Linked DNA regions of Mus musculus: region 2 is linked to region 1. Evidence: chromatin loops called from intact Hi-C (ENCODE). Cell type or tissue: left cerebral cortex. All regions are shown on one strand. Each heading gives the region's core, and the rest is flanking DNA. Links, peaks and the distances in the headings are about the cores only.

Region 1 (8,058 bases), core at 1,612-6,611:
CATTAAGCGAGATCTGCCTTGAAATCAACAAAAGCCTAGAATTCACAGGAAGCAACATTTTTAACGTGCTTCATTATATCCAGGTGTCAAGAGGAGTCAGAATAGTCCACCAGTCTTAAGCTACAAAACAGAAATCTGCCCTGTTTTCCCATGCCTGGTTCTATTAAAGGTAACAGGCGTTACAAACCATAAAGAGAAAAACCTACTTCTGTCTGCTCTCTGACATGTAGAATTGTGAACCGAATTTTCTCTTCCACTACCTGGAATGTGGGAGAAAAAAAAAATCACAGTACAAGCTCTGCCTGTTCTGGAAAAATAAACACCTGCAGCAGCTGCATATGACCCTGTCCCACGTTCTGTTCGGGGTGGAGGATGTCTTACAATGCCAAGGTTGAGTTAAAGCATTTCAGAGACACTGTTTTTAGATGACCTGTTAGAACTACCGCGTGTGCAGCACAGGACTGTGACAGTTTCTCTGGCAAAGATGGAGTTCCGGAACCAGTGATTTTTTCATTTATATCATACATGAGAAATGGTGAGCATATAATGCTGAGGTTAAGTGCTATTTAAAGATCCCTATTTTAAGTCACGCTAGGACGATTAAAGAGTTAAGTAACACCATCCTCCCCCCCCCCCCAATTGCAGAATCAGAGGATGTAGCTTTCCACCAGGGTTGGCTTCCTTATGCTGTTGCCTGATTTCACTTTTCAAAGTCAGTGATGAGGCCCCTCCCTTCCAAACCAAACAAGATACTCAGCAACAAAAAGCCTCACATTAACACAGAACCGTCATCTCCTCACTCCCTCCCTGCACTCATTACCCTACCTTCCCCAGTGCTGAAAGATGCAACTCTGAAAGGCTCTTGCAAGACTCTAGAATCATTATTGTTCTTTAACATAAGGGACTGGTTAGACAGGGCTGAAAAACATTCTAGCTACAAGCAGAAAAGGAAATGGGGATGTTTGGCTACTTTCCTGAACACATCAAAAGCCCCTGTTACAATTTCAAAAAAACCTTAATGTGATTGAGGGTTTGTAAATTCTAGATTTCTCTTAAAAATAGATTTGTATTCTTTGATAAGCCACTTCAAGTTTCCAGCTAAGGATGCAAATGGGGATAGGATTTTGACTGACCTACTAAGAGACAGAAGTGTCTCGCACAGTGTCAGCCTGCGACAGAGGCATCGTCAGTCAGGTTAAGAACACTGTTCTGCAAAGTCCCCTCTGGTTATTTATCTGTGTTTATAAGAAAGTCGCTGTCTGTATTTGAACAGGGCTGCTTCCTTCTTTACACGAGAAATGCAGCACAAACATCACTTCTGTGTCTGCATGAAATGCTGACATTAAGGATATTTAGTGATACAAGAGGGAGAAAAAAAAACCTAGACATTTATCTTAGTTTGTTATCTGTTTGAATATGAAATATGTTCATGAATATAAATACAAATAACCATATGTATGACTTCATAATTGGCCTTGAGTATATGACTTTGGAAGAGACAGACCTAGGAAATACATAATATTCCTATTTTCCTAAGAAAATTAGGAAGCACATTTAATTAATACTGAAATGCAATAGAATTCCTATGGAAGTACTGCTGGCATCCACATGAATACCAGATGAGTTCATTACTATCTACGTTATTGCAATGAATACCAAATGAATTAATAATGCTGGAACACTCAAAATGAAGTGTTAACAAGTGTTGTGTTATAACAAATACGGTTAAATATTATGTGATTAAAGTTATTATAAGCTGAGTCTCAATCAAAAGAAAGCAAAATTTCAGGTCCAATACAGGGACTGAAGAGTAGAATCAAACCAGTATTGCTAAGCATCGTGATTCTTAACTTTGAACATCCCTTAAAACCTTCTACAAAATACTATAATCATTTAAATTACCTTGGTTCACAGTGGCAGAGGTGGAGGGTGGAGGTGGACAGAATGATGAGAAGAGGGTGGGAAGGGGGTGGGCTGTGAATAAGAGAAACTCACATCTGAAAGAATTCAGTTCAACTTGGAAGTAAATATATGATTTTCCATACGTGCACATTTAAAAGCATGGAGTTTCTAGTCCATCTTTCTTACGACATGCTTATTTATATAAAATAAAAACTTAATATATTTTAAGAAATTAAACTAATGATTAATAAGAACATTTCAGCTTTCTGACTAATGTCCTACGTTACAGAATCCACACCAATATTCATAATCCAGCCCAACTACGTATATGTACACGACTGCCTGCCTTCTGCTGCAGCAAAGCTGGATTCTGCATGTGTATGGCATTATTTATGCACTTAGATGCAGTGTATTGTAACGATTCATATCTATTATAGATTTAGTAAGACACGAAGGCATAAGTGGATTTAATCAGACATGTAATTATTTTTATGCCTCCAACTCAAAAATATGCGTAAATAAATTTATGGTTATTTGGCAATCAGTGAGAATGGTCTTTATAAATGTTGAAACAGCTGCTGGCAAACATATTTGCAAAAGAAAGAGGATGGTTCTTATCTTCCAACCAGCAAGCGATAAAGGGATGAGTTAGCTGGGAATGCACTGTCCTAGCTGTTAAATATTTGTTTCATCATCTTCAATATTACACAAACATGCATTCAACATAAGGAAACCTGGCATTTCTTTCCCTTTGTGGGAAAGGAGCTCATTTTCTCAGAGGAGCACATTTTCTCAGAGGAGAACCTTGGAGCACACCTATACGTTACAATGCTCTTATTTTCTAGTTCTGAGTAGCTGCTGTCATGCTGTTTGACTTCCACATTCCCGTTTATTCTGTCATTGGTGGTATCGTTCCGGATCTTGAGATGGAACATTCTCATTTGAAATAATGGGCTACGATGGCGTGCGCACTTCTGTCAAATATGTTGATTCTGGCGTCTGTTAGGGTTGCTGCTCTGACTTTCACAGTGGCTTTAAGACATTTGTAAAACTTTGCCGGGAAGGATAGTAACTGGCAATCTTCGAGTTAGCTGGTTATGATTACTTCTCTGTGTTGAAACATCTAATAAATTATGCATCTAAAAATGTAGATCTTGGACAAATACTCTGAGAAAAATCTAATTTTCTTGAAATATATCTTTTTTCATTCTCTCAAGTTTTCAGCTGAAATTTTGTGCTTTGGACTGTTGAGAAATTAATAGCATCGGCATCTGGTATCTTCTCTCTAACCTTCAGCAGAGAAAAAGCTTCTCAGAGCTCTCCTAATGTGTCAATTAGGACCTAGGCAGATTACTTCACGAGGAATTATGTATTTCATTTGTCTAGTATCAGGTATAAAAGAGTATAATATATTAAAGTAGGACACAACCAGGCACACTCGCGCGCTCAGGACTGGGATAGGCCATGTAAATAAAGCTGTCGCCCTGGCTTCCCAAGGTGAAGACTGTATCAGCCTGCGTTCTATGCTTATGATCATTTCCAATACTATCCGGTTGGGGTTAGTTAGCAGCCTTAGATGTCACGGTCACCCGACTTTTGTAAAATCATGGGGTTTCCTTTCATTCACGTATGTTGTTTCAGTGATCAGTAGTATTTCCAATAAATCATACACTAGCCAGTTGAAAGAGCTTCTGCCTGGTATGGGGGGGAAAAACCCTGCAAACGCGGCTAACTGATGCTTCGCCCGCTGCCCAGCTCGGCCGTGAGAGAAGCCGGGATCCTTGGAAAACCGCAGAGCGCCCTCTGTTGATGAAAAAGGCAACGCGCAGCGCGGGAGCGGACCCCAACCCTGTGGATCTGAAGCCACAACGCCGCGGTCGAAGAGTCCCATTTCTGACGTGGGAGAAAAAAATCCCGTTTAAAACTATAAGAATATTGATTTTTCTGGACACAGAAAGCACATATGACTGCAAGCTCCAAGAGAATGGTAGCATGGTAAGTATTTAAGTAGATACACGCACAAACATGCTCGTCTTTCAGTCTCTACTTGCCTAAAGCATTGGGTAAGGAGGCTTCTTTTCCTTCGATGGACACTCTACACGGGTTTGTTTCTATTCGTATTATTTGGGAACTGCCAGAAAACATGGCGTGAGCAATGATGCTAAATAGGTAGAGTCTACATTTCTTTTTCTTTCTTTCTTTTTTTTTTTAATGAAAGACTATAACTAAACCTCCTTTGAAAACACACACACACACACACACACACACACACACACACACACACAGCTACATCCCTTGACCTCCAAGAAGGAAAGACCAGAAAACAAAACCGCCACAACTGTTGACTTTTGCTGACTTTGGCTTAGTTTGTGTTTTATCACTTTCCAACTAAGTTCCAGCAAGCCTTTATAAAATAGTATACTGGGGTACAAAATTTTATTCGTGTGTGTGTGTGTGTGTGTGTGTGTGCGCGCGCGCACACGAAATTTAAAAGCAGTAATTCTATGATAAGAACTCTTCCGTTCTGTATTTCCATTTACTTCCTATTGGGTTGGGGAAGAAAATTAGTCTCACAGAAGTAACATCTTTACATTTTAAGGTCACTGCATATGCTAATTAGTTTTAAAAGCATAGTTGTTTTAGGATACCTTGTTCTGCCCAGCTTTTAGGTAGCAATTGAAAACGTTGCGTTCTTGACTTCCAGTTGTTGGGTGTTACAAACGTTTCTGAAAGACTGTATTCGGGAACTTGTTCAGACATACTGATGGCACAGGTGCTTATTAACCTAAAGCTGAGTATTTACAGCCACAGAATTAACTTGAGTTTGTGATTTGATTGCAATCTTTAATTCCTTTGTCTTAAAAGAAGACTTCTCTTTCTTGTAAGTTTCCTTTTCAAATTCAAAAAAGGAATCCAGAGACAAAATATTAGGCCTTGCTAAGAGAGTCACCAAGAAGGAAGGGAGGAGGGATGTGGAGAACTCTCAGAGTCGTTGCCAGCAGCCACGAAACTCGCCCAGATAAATCGCTCGGCGCACATTTTGATTTTTCCTCACAAAGACAATAAGAGTTTTAAAATAATATGCCTTTAGATTTTTCCTGTATCTTCCATCTTCGGCTATTTGAAGTCCCTACATGAATTCGATCACGCTCAACAGGATTTGTTCACTCAAGATGGGGCACAGGTGCTGAGGAAGTAATTTATGACCAGAGCCAGAATCCTGAGCTGAAGCTAACAGTGGGTACAGCAGTGCCTGGGAGGCTGTTAACATGCAAATCCCCACGAAACAGATGAAAACTGACAGACTTGGTGTCGTTCGGAGATTTCAGCCCACCCCAGTATTCAGGGGAACTGCAAACAGAGGAGGGCGAGACACTGCCGGATCCCAGGCTGGCCAGAGCATGTGCCTGGGACACCCTCTGACTTTTCCCCATATTATATCAGCATTAGCCCTAGTACTTTGATATGGTAAGCTTTAGGCTTTTTTTTTTTAATCAATATACATTTTATTGGGAATAGGATTATGCCATTTCTTTTTCAGACAGTAAAATTACATGAAAATGGTGTATACCGGAAACAACCCTGATAAACATGTAACTTTCCCCCATTGCTTATGAGCAGCTGAAGATGAATCAGAGTCTCAACATTTTGAAGTGAAAATGAGAAAGATGATTTTCTTTTATTTCTGTTTTTTAATTGAGATTTGAAAAGTCAGCTACATTTACTCACAAATGGAAAATTTAGTTTAAAAAATCATAAATCAGCTAAACTCAATTTATATGATAAAAAGGTATTTAACAGTTTAATGCTTCCCCTTTCCCAAATAATTTTATCCTCACAAATTGCATTGTAAAATAATTTCATGCCACTGTACAATATTTTAAGCACTTCATTTTAAGAAACACTAAATATTTTAAAAAGTAGCCCACCAGAGGGCAGTCAGCTTTTAGTCTAACGTGTTTGAAATGAATTTATTGGTGTGGTTGGTTGGATTTTGAATTAAAATCACATTAGTCTTTGCATCCATAAATTCCTGACTTAAGGCTGGAAAGTATGACTTCAATCATTCTGATTAGAAATCTTCAGATATTCTAACATTTGCCCTTCTTTATACCCTCAATTGGTTATTGTGATATTTATGTTTTGTAATAAAACAGGGTTTATTCTGATTTGAGGTGCCTTGAAGGCAGCAATATTTTTCAGTCAGTAGATACTTCAGAAAAACCCCCACTGAGAAAGTATAGGAGAGACAGTTTCCTTGTTCACCTCTGCCTGAGGTATTAAAATTAATTGTTAATGCTAATTTTGGAATGAGTCTGGTATGGGTGCTAATGGTGAATAGTATGTTTGAAATCATACACTGTACAAGAGGTGCAATGGAGATTCTGAACATGAAGTGGGGCTTGGAGATTCCTAGGTTTGCTTTCTCATGCAGGTGCCACAGTGCAGCCACTAAATGTCCTGATGTCATCTTAGTCGTTGGCTGTGATGTTACTGATCTAGAAGATGCTTGAAAGAACCTGAGTATCCTTGCTTTCGGCTTTGTCGAAACCAAATGAGCTGGGCACCTGCTTGTAATCCTAGCACTTCAGAGGCTCAGGAAAGAGGGGTGAGGGTGAGGGGTGTGTTGAGGTCAGCCTGGAGATTGCAAAGAGAGCAAGCCACTGATGTCAGACAGTATGGTGCCATTGCTTATATTGTTATTATTTGCAGAGCTCTGGCTGTCACAATTTTGAGCTCTGGAAGTGAAGCTACAGCCTCCCAGAGCTCACAGAAGAGGCACTAGTGACAGTATTTTCTTTTGAGGGTATAGATGCTTTCAGGTACTTGTTTGTAGTAATTCTCTAAGCCAAACACCCGCACTAAATGATTTGCTCGGGATTAAAGAACCGAGCCAGTAAATTGTCATGTTCCATTTGCTAATGTGCCTTGGAATTCAGGAACCGTAGAAGAGACCTGAGTACTAGGGTACTTTCCCATTGGTATTATTTATTTTTGATTTATTGTTTAGAGGAACACGTTTTTCTTTTTCTCTCCATCCCCCTTCACCTCTTTGTGTGTGTACATGAATAAAGGTGTTCATAGAAGCCTGAAGAGGGTATCTGATACCCTGGAGTTGGAGTTACAGGCAGTTGTGAGCGACCTGATATGTGTGCTGAGAATGGAGCTCAGATCCTGCAAGCGCTTTTAACTGCTGAGCCATCTCTCCAGTCCTGGGAACATGCTTGCTTGCTTGTTTGTTTGTTTTTATAGCTATTCCATATTTATTACACAACTGAGGGTTTTTTAAAATTAAAAGTATCACATTTATAAGAAAACAATGTTGTGACACCTGCAGAGACTAATACAATTCACAAGAGGACGCAATGCTTCCGGGCATGTCTGATGTGCAAATCCATATTTTGGGATAGAATCTCACTTACTGCTGATTTGCCCTTGATACCTTTCAGTGGTCTCATCTAGTCACATGATCTACAACATGCCCAGGACACCTTTTCATGTTAGTACTTGTAGATACTAAAAACTAATAGCAGATGAGCTGAGCTGTGTATTAGATGAGGCAGCACATTAATACTCAAGCCACCACTGGGAGGTCGGTACTACTATTTCTCTCCCTACTTAGAGGAGAGAGAGTACTGATCAACATATAGATCCCAAATCTTAACCTTGTGGCTTGTATGAGCAACACAAGATTCTGACATAGGACTATACTGTTGTCCCTGTAAGGATCCTCTACTGGGAGGCTAGCTTTATGTTTCATGAAAAGGCAGTGTCTGAATTTGCTTTCTATTACTGTGATAGATACCATGAGCAACTTGGGGAAGAAAGAGTTTATTTTCCTTGCAGGTTATAGCCTGTCACCACAGGAAGCCAAGGCAAGAACTAAAGCAGAGGCCATGGAGGAATGCTGCTCGCTGGCTTGCTCCCTGTGGCTTGCTCAGTGTGCTTTCTTATACCATTCAGAACCCAGGGGTGGCACTAGTTACAGTACTGTGGTGTGTGTGTGTGTGTGTGTGTGTGTGTGTGTGTGTGTGTGCCCCCACATCAAAGATTAATCAAGATTAAATGTCCAATGGACTTGCCCACAGGTCAATCTGATGGAGGCATTCTCTCATCTGAGGTTCCCTCTTCTCAGATGTCTGTAGCTTGTGTCAA
Region 2 (8,058 bases), core at 2,086-7,085, 650 kb after region 1:
GAAATAGATGATCAGTGTTGTGCCGGGGAAAGAGCTATCTACTCCAGCTCCACAGGCTTAGACACACCATTTGAAGGCAGCCAAGGGAATTTTTCTTTGTAAAAGTCGGGAGGCTGCTTGGAGAGTGTGTGTATTGATACACAGTGGTTACAAAGTAAATAAACTGGGATGGGTGAGGAGAATTAAGTGTGGGGCAGAGGCTTCAGCGCCGGCTTGGGGAGGGGGGCACTCAGAAGGAGCAGGAATGAGGAGGCGTGGGCAAACACTGCTGTCAAGCCTCCACATACAACAAAGGTGGTGGCAATTGCTGTGTAGCTTGTGACCAGAAATTAATTGATGTACATGCAACACTCACTTAATTTGCCTAATTACAATTTGTTCACACCCGCACCACAGGGCTTTGTTACAAATGACTCTCCAGCTCAGTCCACTGGGTGGAGGGTAGACGTGTCATTCTGAAGTGGTTTGTGGGAGAAATTTGCATATAACATCTTCCCCACCAAATTATTAATTGGTTCCCGGGGAGGCCTTGGTTTCTGAGGTTCTGCTTAATTGCTATTCACGTCAAGGTTAAACATCTGCCCCCGGTAAGTGGAGGTACCCGCTAACCCAACTGCATGCCTGGCTGTCAGCATCGTGTTTACATTCACAGCTAGGGAGTTCATGTCAACACATCCTTTCCATGAAAACAACAGAAGATGTTGCTGATCACCAAGGCTGTGTGTAGACTACAAGAGGGGTGTGGGGAGGTTTGGGGGTGGCTGGAGTGTCTCCTGCCTGGCAAAGTATCAAGAATGGGATCTCCTACTGAGATGGAGTGAACACTCAGCCTTAGAAGGCCTGAGTCCATTTCCCTCTGCCATTGTGAACAGTGCTTTTTACCAGGGATTTTTGTTCCAGCTTGCAGGATAGCATGGAAGTTATAGCTTCCATTCTGTAACTTTGACAGGCATCAGGTCCTTCTCTTTTCTAAAGAGGGCAGAGGATGGTAGCATGGGGGAAAGGGGGATGAGGAGGGGCTGGGGGCGGTGTGTGTGTGGGGGGGGCTGGCTTCTACTTTTCTTCCTCACTCCCACAACCCTACTTTGTAATTCAAATAAGCCTTTCCAAAAAAAAAAAAAAAAAAAAAAAAAAAACAAGGGGGCAGCCTTAAATCTTCTAAGGCAGTTAAGCAAATTTCTCATTTTTATGAGCGAGGATAATCCTTTCAACATCTTCAGAAATAAGTTTACAAGCCCACCACATGCCTGGTGCGCCATGGAAGCTATGTGACAAATGGGGACACAGGGCGTCCTCCAGGCAATCTGTGTGACACTGCAGTAAATCCTTTGGCGTTGGCAGGTCTGCCAGTGTGGGAAGAGAACAAGATCAATTCTCTTCTGGCCTCACAAAGGATCCTTCACTACTGATGGCTGCTAGAGCAGAGGAAAAGCTTAATGAAGTAGCTGCTGTAAGCTGACAGGAATATTGGAAAGGAATAGAGGGAAAAGGAAAATATTACACATCAAACTGGCAGAGCAGAAGACAAAGTGATTGTTAGTGGACACAAAAAGAGCGCGTGGCTGAGCGTTCTCTCGGACCAGCGGGTGACAGCAGAGTTAGTAAACCGCAAACTCCGCTATGCTGCGTGTTTTGGGAACCAAGCTATACCACAGAAGATGGTATCCACTTTGAAAGCGTAGGTCCTCCAGCTTTCTGGAAAATAAGGCCAGTTACGATGAAAGAGAATTCTCACATCTAGGCCTGGGGGACGAGGGGGGGGGGGTGGCGGCAAAATAATGAGAGGCAGACTTCAAACAGGATCTGAGGGAAGATCACTTTTTAACCCTCTTAGCTGTTCCTCTGCTCACTAGTTTCTAGGGTTTCGTTGCGTTTCTTATTGTGGTGTGTGTACGTATGTGTGTGTTGGGGGGGGCGGGGGGCGACGTGTTCATGGAAGCCACAAATCAATATAAGGTTTCTTCCTTAGTTACTCTCCACGGACAGGGCTTCTCACTGAACCTGGAACTTGCTGATTGGCTAGACTGTCTAGCCACAGGATTTCTCCCAGGTCTGTCCCCCCCCCCCGGACCCCCCCCAGCCTTCCTCCAGCATTAGGAAGACACCCCCCCCGCACCGCCCCCCCAGCCTTTCTCCAGCATTAGGAAGACACCACCCCCCCCACCCCCCCGCACCGCTCCCCTCCCCCCAGCCTTCCTCCAGCATTAGGAAGACAGAAACGCACCACAGCATCTGGATATTTTTCTCTGGGTGCTGAAGATGCAACTTGAAGCCTCCTGATTGGATGGTGAGCATGAGCATGATGGATAGCCGGTTTCCCAGCCCGCAGCTGCACTCTCACGCAGTGTCCTTCACTGGTCACCACAGCTGCACTCTCTATTCTTGCTTTCGGGTTTCCTTCTCCGAGTTCATACGAATGTGCATGAAAAATGGCACACGGTTGAAGTGGAAAATGTGTGCAAAGCAGAGAAACAGGATGTATTGCAGTTTTGACTGGTGTATTCATAGAAATAGCTGAGCAGTGGGGTTAATACCTTATGAGCAATCAGACAGAAGAAAAGTGACAAAGACATTCTCCTTCTGATTTTAAGAGATCAAACTGTTTGGAAGAATAAAGAAATACACCATTTACTTAGAGAAACTCAACCTCTACTGTTGAGCTGAGGCAAAAGCTGCATACTTTACAGCTCCAGAGTCGGCCGTACATGTGGCGGTTATCACCCACATGAGCTCCATCGAAAACTGAACACAGAAAATTACCACCATCCCGAGTTTGCCTGAGAAATAGGAGACGTCACTTCATTTCCAAAGAAAGCTGAGGGAGGCTCTACTGCTTAGGAAGAGTGACTGAGCTCTGATGACACTGGAAGGAACCACACAGCTCACACTCTCTAGACCTCGTTAAAAATAAGAAACCACACCAGTGGGCATGGATGCAGTTGGCTCCTGTGCTGACCATCCCAAAGCAAGGGCAGTGGGGGCAGAGCATGCTACTTTAGCAAGTGGGGAACTGTTTGGTGGTTTATAGAATATCAGGGCTCTCTTGACTGCTCCATACCAAAACCTTAAATTAAGTTAAAAAAGAAAATCTTTATTATCCCACCAACATGACTCAGCATGTTGGCTGCAAATGGGATAAAGCCCTTTTTATGGGGAAATAGTTTTTTCAGTGTGGTGACAGCTGGTGAGTGCTTTCCTGGAGGGACATGGGCCACAGGATGGAGCACGCAGGACAATTCACGTTTCCCAAAGGTGAGTCTGAGGAGTGTGGGGGCTTGACTAAAGGAATTTATTTGCCCTGATCCCTCCTCCATGGACCTTTCAGAGATTACACCAAAGATGGCAGATGAGAAGCTACCAGAAGGGACAAAGTGGGTGGGGGAGGTGAGGGGGAACAGAATGGATTATGAATTTGAAAATTGCCAATTATCTTGTATCATACAGTCCAGAGCCCTGGCACAATGATCAGCCATGATCCAGATTTTTCAGCTTAAATGCTTTACATTCAAGCAAGCAAATTAACCATAAAATGGGGGAAGGGGGAACACAAAATATCCCAAGAAAGAATAAACTGCAGATAATAAGCTCCAATCTGGTGTTGAATGCAGCCCAAGATACCAATTGTTTTAAGTCACGACAAAGACAGCTGAATGCTCGTCTTGTGGATGCGGAGCGAGGATGATTGCTTGCCATGAGTATCTTCTCTCACAAATAACAGTTTTTTCGCTCTTAATTTTCTGCTAAATTGGAAGCTAACTGCTTCCCACATTGTCATCGGAACACCTGCAGCTGTGCTGGATCTCTGCGCACCATTTCTTTTAGGTAAAACAGCACTCCACTTCCTTCAGCTCCTCATTATACGGAGGTCTTCCTTTCACTACACTAAGGCACTAATGATTCAGGCAGGCTGGTCAGTCATTAAGTGACAAGCAAATGATACCGTGTGCAACGCGTGAGTAATCGGTCTGAACAAATGAAATCACAGACTTGCCTTTCCCATCATTCACTTCACAAACAGTAGCAATGTGGTGCACAGCAGGTAGCTCCGTTAAAACCAGCCTTGTAAAACAAATTTCCCCGCAGCCTGTGGAAGGGAACAGCGATGACGTGCTGGATGCTTCAGTCTCCTGGATGGTGCCCAGAGAAGTTAAGGATGTCTGGGGGGGGAGGGAGGAGCTGGGGGGGAGAGCCTTGGGACATACATTAGAGTAATTAAGGGTTTCGTGTCTTATTGGTATGGTTTTTCATTTGTATGGATCTCAGAAATGACTGTTGGATTAGCAAACCAAAACATCCAGCATGCATCATCAGGAGGGAGCTGTTAAGAGACTGAAGTTAAGTTCCTAAATAAATGTTCTAAATTTGGAGTCCCAAAGACGTCACTGATGTCAGATGGATTGCTAGGAAGCTGGTGATGCAAATCCCAGCAACAGCAACTCCACAGCCATTATTTTCACAGCAGATCCCCTTTTGATTCATCCGCTGTGCTGAGAACAGGGCAAACTAGAAGCTAATAGGGATTGGGCTTGTGCTAGAACTTAAAACGCAGTAAGTTAGCCCCAGAAAGAAGAAAACAAGATGAGCTGACTCAAACCTCTTTGCTATCCCTGTCTTTTCTCTTCCACTGTCTGACCAGTAGACCTTGGGCTACGGATGCCAGCACAAGGAGAAGCTGTTTCTTCTAGGGACTGGACTCCCATTGAGCTTTGCTCACTGTTTCTCCCCCATCATGCCTGATGGATCTAAACTATGTTCTTAATGGACAGGCTGCGCCATGTGACTGACATCAGCTCCTTTCTGCCAACAGAGAGAAAAATGGAGTCTGTAGCCGGTGCGTAGTTTTCCCTTCCCCAGGCACCCCAGTTCTGGCTTCATATGTACTCATCTGGAGCTTGTTGGCTGCTGATGAAAGTTCCCAGATGAGGGCCTGAGTAGTGGCTTAACTGGACCTGTATGCTGTGCATTTGCTGCACATTTTGAGCAGCATCAAGGCCGGAAGGTACCCAGGAGGCCAGCACTGCAACCCAGCACTGGATTTGCATTCTGGCCTCCCAGATACACACACACACACACACACAGAGAGGGGGGGGGGAGGGAGAGGGAGAGGGAGAGGGAGAGGGAGAGGGAGAGGGAGAGGGAGAGGGAGAGGGAGAGGGAGAGGGAGAGGGAGAGGGAGAGGGAGAGGGAGAGAGAATAAACTAGCACCTGCAGCCTCCCTCTGTTCCCTGACACACTGGACACACTCAATTACCCATAATATGCACCCCTGACCTGAACTCCAAACTTGACCCTACTCTCACATCTGAAATGGTTTCATCACTAACATGACACCAGATGTAGAAAGGTCTACATTAATCTCGTCATGAGAGATCGAAAAAAAGGAAAAGTATCTTTAGGCTGTGCATATAAGATGTATATAAGACATAGATGAGTTTCATATTAGACTCCATTCACAAAATCTCTCCTTGTACTTAAGCAGGGTTCCCCAAATCCAAAATTCCACCAGCATGAAGATAATGGATACTGAACCTGCTCCACAAGTAGAAGGGAGAATGCCCCTTCAGGTTAGGCAAATCTGAATGTTGTAAAGTTGCTTTTTAGTGTTTTAGACTGGAATCTTTTTGTGAAATGGCTTGAATGCCTTGACTCAAGTTCCTGTTACAGATCTGTGATCATAGGTGGATGTATTAGTCAGGGTTCTCTAGAGTCACAGAACTTATGGATAGTCTCTAGATAATAAAGGAATTTATTGATGACTTACAGTCGGCAGCTCAATTCCCAACAATCGTTCAGTCACAGCTGTGAATGGAAGTCCAAGGATCTAGCAGTTACTCAGTCTCACGCAGCAAGCAGGCGAAGGAGCAGGAGCAAGAGCAAGAGCTAGACTCCCTTCTTCCAATGTCCTTATATTGTCTCCAGCAAAAGGTGTAGCCCAGATTAAAGGTGTGTTCCACCACACCTTTAATCCCAGATGAAAGGCATAGCCCAGATTAAAGGTGTGTTCCTTAACTCGGAGATTCAATCTTCTGGAATCCATAGCCACTATGGCTCAAGATCTTCAAACCAAGATCCAGATAAGGATCTCCAAGCCTCCAGATAAGGGTCACTGGTGAGCCTTCCAATTCCGAATTGTAGTTCATTCCAAATATTGTCAAGTTGACAACCAGGAATAGCCACTACAATCCACCCCTTGTCAACTTGACACAAATAATATCTCATGTTCACATGAAACAATAACAAGGTTGTAAATACGCCTAACATGATATAACTATCCCTCGTACAATCACAAACGCATTAGTAAATTTACAATGGGCATTCATATTACTTTATAATCCTCGTTTCTGCAACTGGTTACGTGGCCTTAATTGGTATTTATAACTACCTTCCTCTACTACCCATTCTGTATTTCCTTCACCTTCAGCCAGCACCTCAGCAGGTCTTGGCTCTTTTCCTGGAGGATTGACCCATACCTTCATTCCTGATGGGTCTGCGTCCTTTGTCATCCTGCTTGGATTAGGCTGTTGTAGTTTCCCATTGACTTTAATCACAGGACATGGTAGTACTAAGAGACGCCCTAAGGGATCTCCTGCACTCCAGACATAATCTTGCTTACCACCATTGTGAAGAGGTAATCCAATTTCCCCATGGTAATCTGGATCTATCACCCCTCCTAACACTGTTATTCCTTTTTTAGCCTGTTGGTTTAAGGGCATTAGAAGCCCAAAATGACCAGGGGGAAGTCTGAGCTTCCAGTTCAATGAAATGTTTGTTGTAGCTCCTGGTAGGAGCACTCCCCTCTCTGGAGCCAAAACTTCTAAGCCAGCAGAACCTAGAGTTATGGGGACAGGAAGCAAAAATTTTCCTAGAGGGTCACTAGGAGTGATAGTAAGTGGAACTATTCCGTTTTCCACCCCTTGATTCCTGGACCCATGAATCCTGGCTATGGGTGAAACTGTACCATATATCGAGCGCTGATTCAAAGCATATACTGCCTTCTGAAGAACTCTGCCCCAGCCTTCCAAGCTGTTACCACCTAATTGGCGCTGTAACTGCGTCTTCAAAAGGCCATTCCATCTTTCTATCAGCCCAGCTGCTTCAGGATGATGGGGAATGTGGTAAGACCAGTGAATTCCATGATCGTGAGCCCACTGTCGTACTTCTCTGGCTGTGAAATGAGTTCCTTGGTCAGAAGCAATACTGTGTGGAATACCATGACGATAGATGAGGCATTCTGTCAGTCCGTGAATGGTGGTTTTAGCAGAGGCATTACGTGCAGGAAAGGCAAATCCATAACCAGAATAAGTATCTACTCCAGTAAGAACAAAACGCTGTCCTTTCCACGAAGGAAGTGGTCCAATGTAGTCAACCTGCCACCAGGTTGCTGGCTGGTCACCTCGAGGAATGGTGCCATATCTGGGGCTCAGTGTTGGTTTCTGCTGTTGGCAGATCTGGCAATCAGCAGCAGCTGTAGCCAGGTCAGCCTTGGTGAGTGGAAGCCCATGTTGCTGAGCCCAAGCATAACCTCCATCTCGACCACCATGGCCACTTTGTTCATGTGCCCATTGAGCAATGACAGGGATGGCTGGGGAGAGAGGCTGATTGTCCACAGAACGGGTCATCTTATCCACTTGATTATTGAACTCCTCCTCAGCTGAAGTCACCTTTTGGTGAGCATTTACATGGGACACAAATATCTTCACATCCTTTGCCCATTTGGAGAGATCTATCCACATACTTCTTCCCCAGATGTCTTTCTCACCAATTTTCCAATTGTGATCTTTCCAAGTCCCTGACCATCCAGCCAATCCATTGGCTACAGCCCATGAGTCAGTGTATAATCGTACATCTGGCCATTTCTTCTTGCAAACAAACTGTAATACCATGTGTACTGCCCGAAGTTCTGCCCACTGTGAAGATTTCCCTTCACCTGTGTCTTTCAAGGTTGTCCCAGAAAGGGGTTGTAATGCTGCAGCTGTCCACTTCTGGGTGGTGCCTGCATAACGTGCAGAGCCATCAGTAAACCAGGCTCTAGTCTTCTCCTCTTCGGTCAGTCGATCA

The links. Hi-C counts contacts between places; a loop is a spot of excess contacts. Peaks named below come from ENCODE experiments on the same cell type or tissue, not always from the same donor. Only the 100,000 strongest peaks of a DNase experiment are listed, where the experiment ranks them.
Region 2: a loop joins it to region 1, with 5 times the contacts of the local background. A loop is called at or near these places in 5 of 42 quality-filtered maps.

Annotation. Positions count from the first base shown.
Region 1 is chr12:118,453,590-118,461,647 of GRCm38, reverse strand. No RefSeq gene overlaps it. Among named protein-coding and RNA genes, the nearest start is that of Gm25577, 47 kb to the left of the region's middle. In left cerebral cortex, for the core only: CTCF peaks have their summits at 3,712 (motif pointing left) and 5,832 (motif pointing right); DNase peaks (open chromatin) are centred at 3,699 and 5,836; H3K4me3 peaks cover 239 bases.
Region 2 is chr12:117,802,090-117,810,147 of GRCm38, reverse strand. No RefSeq gene overlaps it. Among named protein-coding and RNA genes, the nearest start is that of Cdca7l, 38 kb to the left of the region's middle. In left cerebral cortex, for the core only: no CTCF peak of the experiment used is centred there; DNase peaks (open chromatin) are centred at 2,352, 2,751, 3,921 and 4,383; H3K4me3 peaks cover 388 bases.